Linked DNA regions of Homo sapiens: region 2 is linked to region 1. Evidence: chromatin loops called from intact Hi-C (ENCODE). Cell type or tissue: ascending aorta. All regions are shown on one strand. Each heading gives the region's core, and the rest is flanking DNA. Links, peaks and the distances in the headings are about the cores only.

The links. Peaks named below come from ENCODE experiments on the same cell type or tissue, not always from the same donor. Only the 100,000 strongest peaks of a DNase experiment are listed, where the experiment ranks them.
Region 2: it touches region 1 in a loop (1.8-fold over the local background); 6 of 110 quality-filtered maps call a loop at or near these places.

What each region holds. Positions count from the first base shown.
Region 1 is chr3:57,945,197-57,955,233 of GRCh38, forward strand. No RefSeq gene overlaps it. Among named protein-coding and RNA genes, the nearest start is that of FLNB, 58 kb to the right of the region's middle. In ascending aorta, for the core only: a CTCF peak has its summit at 4,754; DNase peaks (open chromatin) are centred at 4,785, 6,425 and 7,165; H3K4me3 peaks cover 523 bases; H3K27ac peaks cover 5,259 bases.
Region 2 is chr3:57,885,886-57,895,922 of GRCh38, forward strand. SLMAP (sarcolemma associated protein) reads left to right here. Exons shown (of 25, transcript NM_001377540.1): 15 at 4,156-4,215. Among named protein-coding and RNA genes, the nearest start is that of FLNB, 120 kb to the right of the region's middle. In ascending aorta, for the core only: no CTCF peak of the experiment used is centred there; DNase peaks (open chromatin) are centred at 4,126, 6,786 and 7,971; H3K4me3 peaks cover 4,537 bases; H3K27ac peaks cover 6,508 bases.

The sequences.
Region 1 (10,037 bases), core at 1,102-9,101:
AAAGACGTCGTACCACTGCACTTGCAGAGAAGCTTTGTTTTCCATCTCAGCCCTTGCTGCCTGTGCTAACAGTCGCAATCCTAACATCCTACCTGGACATCATCTTCCTGCCATCATCATCTGAGCCTGGGGTCCCCCCAACCTTCCTGCTCTTAACCAAGTTCCGAGAGATTCTGGGATTCAGGGGCTCCCAAAACAGCTGTGAGCAACCTTCCTCAATTGAGTCCCCACTCTTTTGGTTATGCCTAGTGGATAGATGGACAAGTGGAACAACTTTTTTTTCCTAATATAAAATTAATACATGCTTCTTGGGGAAAAAACATAAGTATAGAAAAATATGAAGAAGGGATACAGATCACCTGTAAACTTACTATAGTTCTGGTATCCACCCTTTCAGATTCCATCAGGAATGAACATTGTGTGATGGCTAAGAGCCCATACTCGGGTCATCAGGACTAGACACAGTTCTGGCTGTGCCATTACTAACTGAAGTAAGATAACTAACTCCTTTGAGATCCAGTTTCCTCTTCAATAAAACAAGATAAGGCTGGGCACAGTGGCTCACACCTGTAATCCCAGCACTCTGGGAGGCCGAGGCAGGCGGATCACTTGGGGTCAGGAGTTTGAGACCAGCCTGGCCAACATGGTGAAATTCTATCTCTACCAAAAAATACAAAAATTTGCCAGGCAGCTGAGTGCGGTGGCTCACGCCTGTAATCCCAGCACTTTGGGAGGCTAAGGTAGGTGGATCACCTGAAGTCAGGAGTTCAAGACCAGCCTGGCCAACATGGTGAAATCTCGTCTTTACTAAAAATACAAAAATTAGCCGGACATGGTGCATGCCTATAATCCCAGCTACTCGAGAGGCTGAGGCAGGAGAATCACTTGAACCCAGGAGGCGGAGCTTGCAGTGTATCGAGATCGCGCCACTGCACTCCAGCCTGGGTGACAGAGCAAGACTCTGGCTCAAAAAAATTTAAAAAGTAAAAAGAAAAAAAAAGCCAGGCGTGGTGGCAGGCACCTGTCATCCCAGCTACTCAGAAGGCTGAGGCAGGAGAATCGCTTGAACCCAGGAAGCAGAGGTTACAGTGAGCCAAGATTGCACCACTCCACTCCAGCCTAGGCAACAGAGTGAGACTCTGTGTTAAAAAATAAAAAATAGGCTGAGTGTGGTGGCTCATGCCTGTAATCCCAGGACTTTGGGAGGCCGAGGCGGGCGTATCATGAAGTCAGGAGATCGAGACCATCCTGGCTAACATGGTGAAACCCCATCTCTACTAAAAATGCAAAAATTAGCCAGGCGTGGTGGTGGGTGCCTATATTCCCAGCCACCCTGGAGGCTGAGGCAGGAGAATCACTTGAACCCAGGAGGCAGAGGTTGCAGTGATCCGAGATTGCGCCATTGCACTCCAGCCTGGGCAACAGAGTAAGACTCCCTCTAAAATAAATAAATAAATAAATAAATAAATATGAGATAATAATAGTACCTGGGCTGGGTGCGTTGGCTCATGCCTGTAATATCAGCACTTTGGCAGGCTGAGGTGGGTGGATCACGAGGTCAAGAGTTCAAGACCAGGCTGACCAACATGGTGAAACGCCGTCTCTAATAAAAATACAAAAATTAGCCGGGCGTGGTGGCAGGAGCCTGTAATCCAGCTACTCAGGAGGCTGAGACAGGAAAATCGCTTGAACCCGGGAGGTGGAGGTTGCAGTGAGCTGAGATTATGCCATCGCACTCCAACCTAAGCAACAGAGCGAGACTCCATCTAAAAATAATAATAATAATAGTACCTGCTTAAATAAGCTAATGCATGTAAAGGGTTTAGTCAATGCTTACATGAAGCAATCTCAAACAAATATTAGTTCTAGGTGATGAAAAAGGACTCCCGCCATACCACTGTATAGCAGCCTGCTGTTTTCTCTCAACAGTAATTGATTCATTCAATAATATTTTTTGAGCACCCGTTGCATGCCAAACATAGTGCTAAGTCCTAACACTTAAACAAACAAAATCCTTGCCCTTATGGAACTTACATTTCTAGTGGAGAAAGAGACAGATAACATGCTTGTATATGTTATAAAATATGTCACAGGGCCGGGCACAGTGGCTCACACGTGTAATCCCAGCACTTTGGAAGGCCGAGGTGGGTGGATCACTTGAGGTCAAGAGTTCAAGACCAGCCTGGACAACATGGCAAAACCCCATCTCTGCTAAAAATACAAAAATTAGCCAGGCGTGGTGCATGCCTGTAGTCCCAGCTACTCGGGAGGCTGAGTCAGGAAAATCACTTGAACCTGGGAGGCAGAGGTTGCAGTGAGCCAAGACTGCACCACAGTACTCCAGCCTGGGTGACAGAGCAAGACTCCATCTCAAAATAAATTAATTAATTAAATATGTCATAGGTTAATAAGTGCTCTGGTGGGGGGAGATTCAGCATGTGTGGTGGATAGGGACCACCATCAGCGGGTTGCTATTTTATATAAAGTAGTCAAAGAAGACCTCTTTGAAAAGATGGCGTTTGAGAAGTCTGAAGGAAATGAGGGAACTATAAAATAAATATCTGGGGGAAGAACATATCTGGCAGTGGGAACAGCATGTGCAAGGGCCCCGAGACCACAGCGTGCTTGGCATATTTGAGGATGGTCAAGGAGGCCCTTGTGGCCAGCAAAGAGAGGAAGAAAGAGAACCGGAGGAGCAGAGGTCAGGGAGGTAGTGGGGACCCAATTGTGTAGGACCTTGTAGGTCATTCTGAGGATTGTAGCTATTCCTCTGAGTGAGATGGGGACCTAGGGGAGGGATGGAGGAGAGGAATGATACAATTTGACCCTCATTCGATCTCAGTACTTGTATATTGTGGTTAAAGTGGAAAGCCGCACAGTTCCTTGGACTCTATTAACCAGCATTCCCCAGCCCTGTGGGCCCCTCCCACCAGGAGTCCACAGCCTGCCTGACACGATGCAGCAACTCCCCGTAACCCCTTGCTGCCCACCACCATACCGTTTTTCTAGGTGGGAATGACATCCAGGCATACCCAGATGCTTCCAGGCTAGACCGTATTGTGCCCAGCCTTACTGTTCGCATCTCACTGGCCATGACGGCTAATAGCCACCATCGATTAAGGCCTTGTCATAAGCCAGGCCCCTCACCCCCAGAGCTCCTTTAATCCTCACAGCCACCCTGCTAGGCAGCCACTGTCATTCTCCCTTTTGCAGCTGCTACAACGATTGATTAACTTGTGCAAGGTCCTGAAGCTGGCAGGCAGGGAGGCCAGGACTTCTACCCATCCGTCAGACTCCTAAGGATGGGGACAGTGATGAACAAAGCACAGCATCCACAGTGCCTGGCACACCACAGTCACCCAGACAGCCAGATAGAAGGCTGCATGAATCGGCGCTCTTCATCCCTCCCTAAGCTCTCCCTCTGTTGAGAAAATGTCTGAGAAAGCATTCCGCACACTATAAAGCATTACACAAATATGAGCATGGCTGTGAAGATGATTAGGAGTCCGAAACCTCAGGTTCGGGTTGGGCTCCTGATTTTTCTGATGGCCACCTCCTCCTAGTCATTGGCACGTTAACCTCAAACACCTGAGCGCCACCAAACCTCAGCATATCCCTAGCTTCTCCTTTGCTTTGCCTGAAACAAAGCAAGTCTTTTATAAGCAAGGGAGAGGGCCTGTGGTGGCCTTGCTTTTGCGAACGTGCTTTCACCTCCTTCCAGTTCATTGCTTTCATACAAAATTCCAGACGCACAGCGCAGGCAGACAGAAGCCTCATTCATAGCCAGAGGTCCCTCAGGCTGGGGTTTCCACGCCTCCTTCCCCTTCCCCCTCATCTCAGTCTCCTGCTGAAGTTGCGATCCACATGAAGCCACAGAGGTAGACTCAGGGCAAAGAAGAGTTTTTAATGTTGCTGATGGGGGTGAGGAGAGGGTGGCCCTCGGAAGGCCACCACATGGCATGGTGGAAAGAGCCCTGGATTTGCTTGACAATAGACTACTGCATTCCAGATTGGTTCCACCGATTGGTAGTCAAATGAACTTGGACAAGTCATTGACCCTGTCTTCTTGGAAAGACGTGGATCTCAGAATCCTTCACAACGCTTTGCTCCTGATAGCTAGTACCTGTTCAGCAGAGTCGGCACAAGCTCACACAGCCCTTGACCTCCTGTGGGCCAAGTGAACGCCTTCTTCCTGGTTTGGTTAAGTTGGCATAGAGCTGAGCATGGTGCTGCTGGTGGTTCTACTAAATTGTATGATGGTTTAAAAAAAAAAAAAAAAAACTGTCCTTGAGGCTGGGTGTGGTAGCTTACGCCTGTAATCCCAGCACTTTGTGAGGCCAAGGTGGGAGGCCAGGAGTTGGAGACCAGCCTGGGCAAGATAGTGAAACCTCTACAAAAAATAAAAAACTTAGCCAGGCATGGTGGTGCACGCCTATAGTCCCAGCTTCTCTGGAGGCTGAGAGGCAAGAGGATCACTTAAGCCCGGGAATCTCAGGCTGCAGTGAGCAGTGATCGAACCACTGCACCCCAGCCTGGGTGACAGAGTGAGCCCATCTCAAAAACAAGAAACAAAACCAGTTCTTGAGCAAGACATACCTTTCTAATTTCCCAGTACTTTCCAGCTTTCCAAACCCTTCAGGCCCCACACCACCCTGATTTTTGTCACCTGCAAATAATAAAACTACAAACTGCACTGCACGTACACTTTTGTAAAGGCTTGAATCATTGACTTCCTCAGCCCCACACCTTCTGGTCAGCACAGGGCACTGCACTGCCACTCCAGACAGGCCTGGGCAGTGAGGAAAGGTGCCAGCCACGTGGGCTGGGGGTGGGGAAAGTGACTAATCATGAAATCCTAATTTATAATGTGTTGCTATCCTTAGTTGAGCATTAATTTGGCTCTCAGAAATAGGAGAAGGTGTGGGTGACTGGTCTGAGGAGAGTTTCTGGGCAATTAGAACAAAAACAGAAGCATGCTCTTGCACACAAAGTGGACTTTCTCTAGGGTGGTGGTATTCTCTGGAGAGCTGAACTCAGGGAGTCTTTATTATGTATACTTCTGTGTGTCTAAACTTTATACGGTGCTGGGTGCCGTGGCTCACGCCTGTAATCCCCACTTTGGGAGGCTGAGGCAGGAGGATCAGTTGAGCTCAGGAGTTTAAGATCTGCCTGGACAACACAGGCCTCGTCTCTACAAAAAAAAAATTTTTTTTAATTAACTGGGCATGGTGATGTGCACCTGTGGCCCCAGCTACTCAGGAGGCTGAGGCGAGAGGATTGCTTGAGCTGGGGAAGTTGAGATTTCAGTGACCTGTGATCAGGCCACTACACTCCAGCCTGGGCAACAGAGGGAGACCTTGTCTCAAAAATAAAATAATAATAATAATTAGAAAAACTTTACACAATGAACATATATCCCTTTTAGACCACATTTCCTGAGTCTAAGATGCCATTGATTGAAAGACAATTATTTTCTGTACTCCCCTGAAAGCAAACTGCTACAATGTGTCATCTATTAGACACATCTGCATTTTTGAGATGTTGAAATGTGAAAAAAATGTGCGTCTTCGAATTGACAGAATGAAGTAACTTTTTAAATTAAAAGATATTTTCAGCTGAGCATAGTGGCTCACGCCTGTAATCCCAGCACTTTGGGAGGCTGAGGCGGGTGGATCACCTGAGGTCAGGAATTCGAGACCAGCCTGGCCAACATGGTGAAACTTCGTCTCTACTAAAAATACAAAAATTAGCTGGTTGTGGTGGTGGGCACCTGTAATCCCAGCTACTCAGGAGGCTGAGGCAGGAGAATCGCTTGAACCTGGAGGTGGAGATTGTATTGTGGTGAACAGAGTGAGACAGAGGAAAAAAAAAAAAGATATTTTCCACTTTTGGAAAAAAATTATTTAAATTGCTTTTGCATTCCACTCTCCTGCTCAGAATGATTTCCTCAAAAAAGCCAAGGGAGTCACATTTGAAGATGAGGAAATTTTTTTTTAATGTTTATGTGCCAGTTTCTTGCTAGACCCTGTGCTTTCTCATCCCTGACCCCATGGAGGCCTCATGAGAATGATAAGCCCAAATAAAATTACCACTTATGGAAAAGGAGTAATTTTGCAAGGAAGGAAACTGAAGGTCAGATTGGTGTTCCTGATCATGCAGTTCAGTAAGTGAAGGAGAGGAGGTTCAAACTCAGCTGCTGAGCCCCCGCTCCCCTCTTCTCACCACATGCCTCAGTTCTAAAGCTGTCCTGAGAAAGGAGCCAGGTTGGAACCTAAGCCTCCTCCCAGAAGCCTGGGGAATCAAAGGGCAAAAGGGCTGAGGCCCGGGCTCTGAGGCCCACCCTGCGAATCCCGCTCTGTCTGGTGCAAAGGAAACTGACTTCCTCCATGCACACACTGCTCTGCCAATCTGAGTGACTCAGCCTCAAGATGACCTCACTGTCCTCAGTGGGCTGTTTGGCCGCCTGCTTCATGTCACTGAGCCTCAGCACCCAGCATGTCAGATATGGATTTACGAGTATTTTCTCTGCTCCACTCCTCGAATGTGGCTAGGTTTGAAAAGGTCACACTTCCCCTTGCCCTCCACCTCTCAGCTTTCTGTTGCCAGGCTGCCTCTGCCCCTCCAGCTGCTAAAAACAGCCCAAGCTGCGAAAGCTCTTTGCTCCTGCCAAGCTCTGGTTGGACCACCATCCAGGGGGAGCTGGGGGCTCAGCCTGGATTTTCCCAGTGCCTAGGACAGATGCATGGCTGGTGGAGGACGTTGCTTGCCAGCAAATTGGCAGAGTAAACTGAAATAGTAGCTCTGGGTCTGCGCTACAGCAAAGTATAATTTTCAGAAGGGGTCTCATACAAGTATAGAGTGACCACATGTCAAAGATTGATTTAATTCATTAACAAGGAAACCAACAAAAGGACAAAGCTGGTTTAAGAGATGATTTGAAAAAGTGGCTCTTTTAGTTTGCTAGGGCTGCCATAAGAAATTACCGCCAACTAAGTGGCTTAGAACAGCAGAAATCCATTCTTCTGCAGTTCATGAGGACAGAAGTCCAAAATCAAGGTGTCGGAAAGGCTGGCTCCTCTGAGAGGCACTGGAGGGAATCTGTCCATGCCTCTCCCCCAGCTCCTGATGGTTGCGGGCAGTCCTCGGCATTCTTGGCCTGCAGCAGCATCACTCCAGTCTCCGCCTCTGTGGTCACATGGCCATCTTCCTTGTGTATCTGTAGGCTCCAACTCTCTCCTTATAAGGACACCAGTGATTGGATTTAGAGCCATCTTAATCTAGTATGACCTCATTTTAACTTGATTACATCTGCAAAGTCTCTATTTCCAAATAAAGTCACATTCTCAGGTACTGGGGAATTAGGACTTAAACATATCTTTTTGCTGGGGACACAACTCAACTTTTAACACCTACATTACCAAACTCATTTCTCATTACTCAGCACCACAGACCCCTGGCTTGATAGGGGCATTTGGGGTGCTGGAAAGAACAGAGCAACAGGCAACGTTGATGTCAGCTTTGATCTGTCCCCAGCATTCTGGGATTCAGTGTCAGCCAGTGAAGGCTCAGTGAAAGACAGGGCATCTCCACCTCCGAAGTCAGTACCATGTAGGGTATAAAGAGAGACCTTGGAATCAACTTCCAGGATTCAGTTCCCAATTCTGTCCGCCACTGTGTGTGACTCCTGACATTTCTTCACCTCTCTGGGCCTCAGTTACCTCATCTGTGAAATGGGGGTGATAATGGTACACAGCCTATCAGAGAGTGCTTAGAGCAGCATATGGGAAGCTCTGAATAAATGTTTCCTGCTGACGATGATGATGATTATCCGAATCACTCTCACCTGCAGACACAGCTTTGCCGCTTTTTTGGTGAGATAGGCTGTTCCTGATGGACACGCTGGAAAATTTCCAGTCCCCAGAAAACAGGGCAAGGGCAGTTCCTGATTAGGATAAAGGAAGCCTCTCTGATGGTCACATGCCCAGGTGACTTGTAGGCAGAGGCCAGCCCTGCTTCCTGTCCCCACTTCCCAACTTGCCCTGCTTTTGTGAATGAGCTCTTTCCTAGCTCCTCATCCTGGGTCTAGTTTGGAAGGTAATTTCTCAGTCACTTTTGAGTTGACGCAGGTGGCAGTTTCCTTTATGAACACTCATAACCCAGGGTAAGCTTGACAGGGCAGTTAGAGGCCCAGAAACAAAAGTTGGGAACAACAGCCTTTCCAGCTAGAACTAGAGCTGGCTTGGTGAGAAACAGAAGGCCTCCCTGAGGTTAGAGGCCTAAGCAGACACCAGGTCTGGCCTTCCACATCCCTGCTGGGTGGAGCAAGACTGTCAGCACTTAGGAAGTGCCTTGCACGTTGATCTTTGGGAAGCGAGGGGCTCCTGTCATCTGCGTCCAGACTTCTCCATTCTCAGGTGGACCGCACATGGCCTGGCCAGGCCAGGCCAGGCCCTGAGTGGTGACTGTTGCTGCTGCTGCAGCTGCTTTTGACATTATTGTCTGTAGAATAAAGGTAGAGGCTGGTGGGACCGCTGCAGCCATTCCCTGCCCAAGCCTGACCCTAAGTGCATCTGAGAGTGCTCTGCGTTGAACCAGGAGGGGTCAGGCCCGGACTCTCTAGGCCCCTTTTCAGACACACCCTCCCTGACTTTGAGTCTTCCCCTTTTCAGGCCTGGAAGAGAACAAGGCTTCTTTTTGTTTTTTGTTTTGTTTTGTTTTGTTTTGATGAAGTCTCCACGGGGTTTCACCGTGTTGGCCAGGCTGGTCTTGAACTCCTGGCCTCAAGTGATCCACCTGCCTCGGCCTCCCAAAGTGCTGGGATTACAGGCATGAGCCACCGTGCCCGGCCTGAAACATTGTTATATGGCACATAACTGTATATGTATGTTTTACTTATTTTTTTATCTTTATTTTTTTGAGACAGTCTTGCTCTGTCACCCAGGCTGGACCACAGCAGCACCATCTCCGCTCACTGCAACCTCCACCTCCAGGGCTCAGGCAATTATTCTGCCTCAGCCTCCTGAGTAGCTGGAATTACAGGCGCCCACCATCACGCTTGGCTAATTTTTGTATTTTTGTAGAGGTGGGGTTTCACCATGTTGTCCAGGCTGGTCTCAAACTCCTAACGTCAGGTGATCTGCTCACATTGGCCTCCCAAAGTGCTGGGATTACAGGTGTGAGCCACCACACCTGGCCATCTTTCTGTTTTGTTTTGTTTTGTTGCTTTTGCTTTTCTTTAAGGGAGTGGAGATTTCTAGGAAAGGCATAATTATGGAGACAAAAAGCAGACCATTGTTTGCCTGGAGCTGGGGTTGACTGCAGATGGGCAAATGACAAAATGGACATGTTTGAAAACTAGTTTGTAGTGGTGGTTGCACTAGTGTGTAAATTTACTAAAACTTGTTGAACAATACACTTATTATGGGTGAATCGTATGGCATGCAAATGATTCTTCAATAAAGCTACTTAAAACGTATATAGTTGGGGCACAGTGGATTGAACTTGTAATCCCAGAACTTTGGGAGGCTGAGGCGGGTGGATCACTTGAGCCCAGGAGTTTCAGACCAGCCTGGGCAATATGGCAAAACCCCATCTCTACAAAAGATTAAAAAATATATATAGCCGGGTGTAGTGGTGAATGCCTGTAGTCCCAGCTACTTGTGGGCCTGAGGCAGGAGAATGGCTTGAGCCCAGGAGTTTGAGGCTGTAGTTAGCTGTGATTGTGCAGTGGCTCACACCTGTAATCCCAGCACTTTGGGAGGCCAAGTTGGGCAGATCATTTGAACTCAGAAATTCCAGACCAGCCTGGCCAACACGGTGAAACTCCATCTCTACTGAAAATACAAAAATTAGCCGGATGTGGTGGTGCACACCTATAATCCTAGTTACTCAGAGGCTGAGGCAGGAGAATCGCTTGAACCTGGGAGGCAGAGATTGCAAGTGAGCCAGGATGGTGCTGCTGCAGTCCAGCCTGGGTGACAGAGTGAGACTGTCTCAAAAAATAAAGATTAAAAAAATGTACATATGCAGTTATGTGC
Region 2 (10,037 bases), core at 1,072-9,071, 59 kb before region 1:
CGATTCTTCTGCCTCAGCCTCCTGAGTAGCTGGGATTACAGGCGTGCATCACCATGCCCAGCTAATTTTTGTATTTTTAGTAGAGACGGGGTTTCACCATGTTGGTCAGGCTGGTCTCGAACTCCTGACCTCGTGATCCACCCACCTTGGCCTCCCAAAGTGCTGGAATTACAGGCATGAGCCAATGCGCCCAAGAAGCAGAAACTTTTTTAAAGATATAATTTTTTTTTTTTTTTGAGATGGAGTCTCGCTCTGTTGCCCAGGCTGGAGTGCAGTGGCATGATCTCAGCTCACTGCAACCTCTGCCACCCAGGTTGAAGCAATTCTCCTGCCTCAGCCTCCTGAGTAGCTGGGATTACAGGTGCCCGCCACCTGGCTAATTTTTGTATTTTTAGTAGAACCGGGTTTTCACCATGTTGGCCAGGCTGGTCTCGAACTCCTGACCTCAGGTTATCTACCCACTTTGGCCTCCCAATGTGCTGGGATTACAGGCATGAGCCACTGCACCCAGCTTAAAAGTATAATTTTTGAAGTTTTATGGATGAAGCAAGATAAAGATGGTATTTTTTAAAGGAGCAAAATGCAAATAGAATTTTTGAAAGCTAAAAATATGATACCAGATTTTTAAAAACTGTAGGAAGATTGAGGAGAAGGTAGAGGAAATGTCCCAGAAAATATAAGAAAAAGGCAAGAGGTTTTTTTTTTTTTCAAGAGGGAAAATTAAAGAAAATTTGAGGTTTAATCCTAGAGATCTAATATATTAATAATGAATTCCAGAGGGGGAGAATAAGGGGGAGAGAGAGAATGGAATAATTTACCAATTAAGTAGAATACAAGATAATTCCCCAGAAGTGACAGATACGAGCTTATAAACTGAAAAAAAAAATGCACCGAGTACTTAGCACAATATATTTTAAATGACCACACACTAAGCCAGACACAGAATGTCATGTGTTATATTGTTTTATTTATATGAAATATCTAGAACGGGTAAATCCATAGAGATAGCAAGCAGATGTGGGACTGCCAGGGACCGGTGAGGTGGAGGTGGGGAATAAATGCTTAATGGGTATAGGGTTTTTGTTGGGTAATGAAAATGTTTTGGAACTAGGCACAACATAGTGAATATACTAAATTCTACAGCATTGTTCATATAGTTGTTTTATGTTATGTGAATTTCACCTCATTTAAGGAAAAAAAAGAGAAAAAAGAGACTACACACTGAGGAATATGAAATTTAAGAGCACCAGGAATAAAGAGAAGATTCCGAAACCTTCTAGAGAGAAACAAAGGATATCATATAGTCATAATAAGCTAAATTTATAATATAGTAATAAATAAGCCATGAGATTTTTTTTTTTTTTTTTGAGTTTCACTCTTGTTGCCCAGGCTGAAGTGCAATGGTGTCATCTCAGCTCACCTCAATCTCCGCTTCCTGGGTTCAAACGGTTCTCCTGCCTCAGCCTCCTGAGTAGCTGGGATTACAGACATGCGCCACCACATCCAGCTAATTTTGGGGTTTCTCCATGTTGGTCAGGCTGGTCTCGAACTCCTGACCTCAGGTGATCCGCCAACCTCGGCCTCCCAAAGTGCTGGCATTACAGGCATGAGCCACCATGCCCAGCCAAGCCATGAAATCTTAATGGCTCAACTAAACAAACATTTATTTCTCATTCACACTACATGTCCATGGTGAGGAAGACCACTCTGCTCCATATTGTCACTCAGAGATCTAGACAGATGGAGTCTTTACTATCTTATGATGTTGCTGTCTCAACACACAGCTTCTAGAGTTCCTGTGGTGGGATAAGGTGTAAAAAACTTAAACTTTCTCTTAAATGCTTTGGCCCTGGCTAGCATCAGTCCTATGAATCTTCCTCAGTGCTAGGGAGTTGGGATGTGCAGTCCTCCCTGATGCCCAAACAGAACAGGCAAACCAGATATTACTGAGTGCAAGAAATCCCTACTATGTGTACTGAGGAACAGGATTCAAGCTGTATTAGACTCACCTTCTGGTTGGAAGCTAGAAGACAGTGGAATAATGCTTTCAAAATTCTGATGCAAAAGTATTTCCTGTAGATTTGTGTATCTAGTCAAAGCATCAATCACATGTGAAGGTAGAATGCTAACATTTTCAGAGAAGCAAAATCACAAAGTATTTACCTTCTGTCCACCCCTTTTCAGGAAATTATAAGAGGATATGTTATAAGAAAACAGAAAGAGGAAGGTGGGGATATATGATGTGATAAATTACTTGGTGTGTTTGACAATATTGAAAGTTGTATGGTTCTGTGAGAACTTGGGCTATGTTTGAGATATATAAAAATTAATAAAACAAAAAAATGAAGCATTATAAATTCTGAGTATACCGAAGGCCATACAAGAAAGGAAATATAATTATAGCATACTATATGACTCATTATATAAAATAATTTTTCAATATAAATACTGATTATAGGCCAGGCGCAGTGGCTCATGCCTGTAATCCTAGCACTTTGGGAGGCTGAGGCGGGTGGAGGTCAAGAGATCAAGATCATCCTGGCCAACATGGTGAAACCCCGTCTCTACTAAAAATACAAAAATTAGCTGGGTGTGGTGGTGCGCACTCATAGTCCCAGCTACTTGGGAGGCCGAGGCAGGAGAATCATTTGAACCCGGGAGGCAGAGGTTGCAGTGAGCTGAGATTGTGTCACTGCACTCCAGCCTGGTGACAGAGTGAGACTGTCTCAAAAAAAAAAAAATAGTGATTATAGATTGACAAAATGCAACTCTTGAGGATGGTAGTAGAAAATGGCAAAATTTAACCGTGTAAAATAGATTCTCAATAAATATCTAAAATGGAAAAATAAAATCAATGTATTATTTAGAAATATAAATGTAAGTATCAGAAGAAATGGCTAAAAGTTGTAGGAAGTGAATTTTAGGAATGGAGTGAAGTAGGACAGAGGACAGGTAGGACAGCTTACATTATACATCTTAATCAAAATCTGTTACTTTCTGTTTTTTTTTCTTTTTTTCTGTTTTTTTTTGAGATGGAATCTCGCTCTGTCATACAGTGGCGCCATCTCTGCTCACTGCAAGCTCCGCCTCCTGGGTTCACACCATTCTCCTGCCTCAGCCTCCCGAGTAGCTGGGACTACAGGCACCCGCCACCATGCCCAGCTAATTTTTTGTGTTTCCAGTAGAGACAGGGTTTCATCATGTTAGCCAGGATGGTCTCTGTCTCCTGACCTCGTGATCCACCCGCCTTGGCCTCCCAAAGTGCTGGGATTACAGGCGTGAGCCACTGCGCACGGCCCCTCTTTCTGATTTTAAAAAGTCAGAGACAAAGTGCCACATACTGCAAAGAGCCTATGAGAAATGAAAATTAAGAAAAGGAGCCATGGGCATTGGGAGACTAGAGGCTATAATGATATTGGAGCAGTTTCAATGGTTGAGTGGTGGATGTAGACCAAGTTGCAGTTGGTTGTAAAGCAAGAGAATAGAAAATTTTCTTCACATATATTACAAATGAATAAATTGAAGGAGACCAACTGACATACAGGAGTAAATAAGGGGACACAGAATAGATATATCCTCTTCAATGAAACGTGGAATATGAAAATATGACTTTAAATTATAAAAAAGTAGCATTATACATTTACAGAAAATCCCCCATAAAACAAAACAAAATTTTTTTATTTCTTTGAATAGCTTTTCTAAAATGATTCATTTACTGAAATACATTATATAGGCATCTCTGCTGAATTATGTCAGCAGAGAACAGTAAACTATCGATATAACTTAATTTTTATTACTTCTTCATTTGAATAAATACCTTTTCATAAATCTTTTATTTTAACTTAATAGCCTTGATCTAAAGAGGATTGCTTTATTTCTTCTGAGCCCTTTTTATAAAAATATCTAGGCTTTTAAAATAAGGTGAAAATAAAAGGCAAATTGTCTGCCTGCCCCTAGTTTTCTGCATTAACGTGATTGCTCCGTCATAGTTCCAGTTCTCTTAGTTCCCCTTCCAGATTCAAGTTTTTATTCAAGCTTGGTCATAGGAGTAATGTTATCATCTTTAAATTTGGTCATGGAATGTGTTACACTGCCCAGCTCAGGGAAATGCTGCTCAGTTTGGGCTTGGATGGTAACGTTTATTTTCCTTGGCAGAGAAGCTGATCGTCGAAGGGCATCTAACCAAAGCGGTAGAAGAAACAAAGCTTTCAAAAGGTTTGTTTTCTGTTTTTCTATGTTTTTTGACAGTTCTTTTGGATAATGAAGGTTAGTGTATATTTTCAAGGTTATAGTATTTTAACCATCAGTTTACTTCTTATAGCTCACAAAATAGCAAGCCAGTAACAGTATCAGATAATATATAAAATAATCAGACTTCTGTTTTAAGAAGGGTATCGTAACTGGAATGTGTCTTTTTAAGTGGATGTATATTTATGGTTTTTTGAATGTTAGTACTTGATATAGGTTTCTTTAGGTATTAAAGATTTGTTGCAATCTCTGTCATTCCCAGCATTAATTTCAGCTTTGATCTCAAATTTTAATCAAACACAATGTAAGTCGTTTGTGATACAACTTAAGTGAAACATGCTTGCACTTCTATTTTGGGGGTTACAGTACCTTTAAAATCTCTTATGATGTTTAATATTTCCTTAATTTTTGGCATCTCAGTTTGATTTAAACAAAATTAATGACTTTTGTGAATGTAGAATCTTCTTATATTTTATGAGTAGTCCAGTAATTGCCCAAAGTAGTTTATTGTGTTAATTCTGTTACAGTTGTCAGAGAAGAAAAGTGAGTTTTAAAGCACCATATTGTCAAGTCACTTTTATACATAGGGAAATTAGGCAAATAAATTTGGTGGCATGTGTTTATCATAGTAGAACTTTCATTAGACTATACCAGTATAAAATTTAAAACTAGATTCACAGTCCTTTTGGCCAATTAAAACATTGAGTTACAAAAGTTTGAGATACTTAATTTTAGTACATTCTATTTTATTAAAGTAACTGGATTCATTTGACTTTTTTAACCATGTAAGAGGATGGTGTTATTTCAAATATCTCGTGGTTTCCATTCTGAATTTTGTGCACGGCAGATGCCATATTTGGGGAAAAAATGCATAGAATATGCATCATTAATATTGTTTTGGCAAACAGGCATTGAGTTTCAGAACAGTGAACTATTTTTAGTACATATGGCAATTTTTTTCACCTTATTAAAGTGAGATGAGAACAGACCTTAAAATAGCTTTTACCTCACCATCCAAATACCTATTCAGATTAGTTGGTTGAATAGCCAGCACTTTGAAGTAGAGCCTTAGGAAAAAAAAAAAAAATGCTTCTTTAATTAAAATATCTTGCTATCTTATCACTTATATTTAATGCATTCTAAATTAGAAAATATTTTCTTGAAATTATGTTTTATCATTATTGGAAAAGTTTTGTGCATTACTGATTTCCCTTTTTAATTTATTGTTTTTATCTTATTGATACATAATGTGCATATTTTCAGGATATGTTTTATAGTTTGATACATTTAATGTATAAAGATCAAATCAGGGTAATTAGAATATCATCACTTTAAATATTTATCTTTGTATGATTTCCTTTTAAACCTGGCTATAAACTGTTTATTGGAAGTTTTAAAGAACATGCCTTTTGATCCAACAATTCCACTTTTGGGTTTTTAACCCTTTTTTTTTTTTCCTTGAGACGGAGTTTCGCTCATGTTGCCCAGGCTGGAGTGCAGTGGCACAATCTCAGCTCACTGCAACCTCCACCTTCTGGGTTCAAGTGATTCTCCTGCCTCAGCCTCCTGAGTAACTGGAATTATAGGCGCATGCCACCATGCCTGGCTAATTTTGTATTTTTAGTAGAGAATGAGGTTTCACCATGTTGACCAGGCTGGTCTCAAACTCCTGACCTCAGATGATCCACCCGCCTCGGCCTCCCAAAGTGCTGGGATTACAGGTGTGAGCCACCATGTCCGGCCTGGGTTTTTAATCTTAAAGAACAAATTGGACTAATGAGCAAGAATATTTATTTCAGTGTTGTTTAAAAGCAACAAGAGGAAAGCATTAGGGTCCATTAATAAGGGTATTTATTAAATAAATTATGGCAAATAAGTCCATGTAAATGAATAGAATATATTCTTTAAGAATAATACAAATATAAGTTTTAAATACTCAGGGATTTTTCTATCAGTAGTGAACATTTTACTAGCACCTTTCACAGTTAATAGGCAAAGATATGCTAATCCTTGTAACAAACCAGATGGCTGAAATAAGTTACATTTTAAATCGAGCTATAAAGTGTTTTCTTTTGGATTTGGCTAAATTGTCTTTAATTGGCAATGTTTTTGGTGGAATTTTCTTGTTTGGACTGAAAATAGCAGTTGCCATAAATGAACAATTACCGACTGTTACCAGTCTTACCTCTTCTCTTACCTCTAGAAGATGTATCACCTAATGCAAAATGTGCTTTCTGTTTAATCTCTAACTCAACTTGCAGTCATTACATGTCTATATATAGCTTTGGAGGTAGAGGTAGAAAGAATATGTGTAGATAATTCTACCACTAACTAGCTGTACACCCTCAGGCAACTTCAGTTCTTTAAACCTCAGTTCCCTCACTTGTGAAGTGAGATTGACAAAATGTGAGCCACCACTCATGGTCTTGTGTTTCATTCTTGAATAGATTTGATTTGCCTCTATGTAACTATAGTATCAGGACACAACATTGAGGATCCATGACTTGACTTGCTAAAAACTTGCTTTCTGGCCAACCTTGGTGACTCACACCTGTAATGCCAGTATTTTGGGAGGCCAAGATAAGAGGATCGCTTGAGCCCAGGAGTTCGAGACCAGCCTGGGCAACGTAACAAGACACTGTCTCTTAAAACACACACACACACACACACACACACATACACACACAAACTTGCTTTCTTTTTTTTTTTTTTTTTTTGGAGATGGAGTCTCGCTCTGTTGCGCAGGCTGGAGTGCAGTGGCTCAATCTCGGCTCACTGCAAGCTCTGCCTCCAGGGTTTGTGCCATTCTCCTGCCTTAGCCTCCCAAGTAGCTGGGAGTACAGGTACCCACTACCACGCCTGGCTAATTTTTTGTAGTTTTAGTAGAGATGGAGTTTCACTGTGTTACCCAGGATGGTCTCGATCTCCTGACCTCTTGATCCGCCCGCCTCGGCCTCCCAAAGTGCTGGGATTACCAAAGTTGCTTTCTTATTCAGAGTAGATATATGCTTTCAATCATCCTTTAAAAAAAAATACCTACTAGGTACTAGGCACTGTTCTGTGCACTGGGAATATAGCAGTTAATGAAACAGACATTCCAGCCTGGGCAACATAGGGAGACCCTATCTCTTCAAAAAAATAAAATAAAAAATTAGCCAGATGTGGTGGTGCACACCTGTGGTCCCAGCTAATCAGCACGCTTAGGTGGGAGGATGGCTTGAGCCCAGGAAGCCAAGGCTGCAGTTGTGCCACTGTGCTCCAGCCTGGGCAACAGAGCAAGACCCTGTCTGAAAAATAAAAAAGAAAGAAAAGAAAAAAAAAAAAACAGGCAATCTCTGCCATCAGGGAGTTATATTCCAATGAGATCTTGATGGAAAATTTGGCCCTACCTTTAAGGCAACTTTACCTTCCCAGCTAATACTCTAAATATAGAGTAAGAGTTCCTTCTAGGCTAGAAGAATACTTTTGCAAATATACTTCCTATTTACCTAATATTTTAATCCTAAAATTGCCAAAAATATTAAAATCAGGGAGAGCTGTTTTCCTGTTTTCCTTTTTGTTCTTCCAGAGTGGTTCCTTTTGTAACCATATATGGAGATTAGATGTATTAGCCTCTTTTATTTGAGAATGTAACTTTGTGATCGAAACTAGAACATTCAGAAATGTCTGATTTTAGCATACTATGAATGCAGCAGCGGTCACAGATTAGATTCCCATGGGCCTCCATGGCCAGTGACTTCACTTCTAATCTAAGTTCCCCGTCACTAAGCAGTTGACCTTTGACTACAAATGGCAGTGAGAAAAGAAGCAAAGACTTCTTGAAATTCATCACCCATTTCACAAGTTAAGCCACAAATTCTGGGGGTATTCTTATATGGAATAGCCATAACAAGTTATATTTTAATGTTGTATTAAATATTTTGACAGTAATGGTTTTAGATGTGTTTCTAATTTCTTTCAAAATAGAAAATATATTTTAATTTCCTTGATTTTAAAACAATATATATATATATCTACAAATTTTTCAGTGTATGACTATGTGAAGTTAAAAAGTAAATGTCCACCATGTCCCTATCCCCAAAAATAACTAATGATGTCTCTGTTGTAGATCCTTCCAGACCTTGAATAAATATATGCAATTAAAAATTCATAGATAAATGTATAACTATTTTTAATCTACATGGGGTCATATTATACATACTGCTCTTTATTAGGCTTTTTACTTAGTAGTAAATATATCTTGAATAGTTTTCATTCCATAATATATGTATTTCATTTTCCCATAATGAACAATACTTCAGTGAGCATTATGTATCGCATATGTGCTGTGTTACTTCCTTTAGGAAAAGTACTAGAAGTGGGCATGCATGTACAAACAGTGAAATCAGGTCTGTAACATTATAAAAATATATGCTTTATAAATTTATAATCTCACTAAGGAAAGAAGATATATACATATACACAGAATAATACAAAATAAAGTATGATTAATTGAGGAAACAAAAGACACAAAGATACAATTAAAAGGAGCACCATGGTGGAGAAATGAAGACTTCCTTAGAGTTGATGGGACTTAAACTGTATATTACAGAATGAATAGGCCAAGTAGAGAAAATGGCTCTTTTGAGGTTAGGGAAATATTGAATCAAACAAATAATTGCAGGACATAATGCAGGCATGTATTAGCCCTATAATGAAGCTAGCATGACCAGAGCAGAGCTCCTGTGGGAAATAATGTAGGGACCAGATTACGGCTAAATTCTGCTATGTAAAGCTTGACTGAGGCCTTGTGGAGAATGGGGAGATAGGATTTCCATATAGGATTTCATTCAGAGAAATGACATTTTCTGCAAATGCTACCCTAAAGAATGCCATAGGCCAGGTGTGGTGGCTCACACCTGTAATTCTAGCACTTGGGAGGCTGAGGTGGGAGGATTACTTGAGCCCAGGAGTTCAAGACTAGCCTAGGCAACATAGTGACACCCCCTCTAAAAAAAAAAAAGAAAGGAATTCCATAGTATGTACAGATGTGCCATTACAGATGAGGATCTGGGGCCTAATTAATTGCCAGTCATCTTTAATAAACTATTGGGCCTATAGTTAGGATTTCTGAGGACAGTTCTTTGAAAATTAGGCCTAAGATGGCTTCATTGGACCAGGCAGAAGACCTCTTGTAAACAATTTCAAAACTTTTTTTTTCTTTCTTTCTTTCTTTATTTTGAGACAGAGTCTTGCTCTGTCACCCAGGCTGGAGTGCAGTGGCACAATCTCGGCTCACTGCAACCTCCACCTCCCGAGTTCAAGCAATTCTCTGCCTCAGCCTCCCGAGTAGCTGGGATTACAGGTGCCCAGCACCATGCCCAGCTAATTTTTTGTATTTTTTGTAGAGATGGGGTTTCACCATCTTGGCCATGCTGGTCTTGAACTCCTGACCTCATGATCCATCCACCTCAGCCTCCGAAAGTGCTGGGATTACAGGCGTGAGCCACTGCGCCTGGCCCTAAACTTTTTAAAAAGTTTTTTCTTGGCCAGGTGCAGTGGCTCATGCCTGTAATTCTAGTGCTTTGGGAGGCTGAGACGGGAGGATCAGTTTAGCCCAGGAGTTTGAGACCAGCCTAGGCAACATAGCAAGACCTCATCTCTACTAAAAATTTAAAAAAGATATCTGGGTATAGTGGCATGGTCCTGAAGTTCCAGCTGCTCAGGGGGCTGAGGCAGGAGGATCCCTTGAGCCCAGGAGGTCAAGGTTGTAGTGAGCTGTGTTTGTCCCACTGCACTCCAGCCTGGAC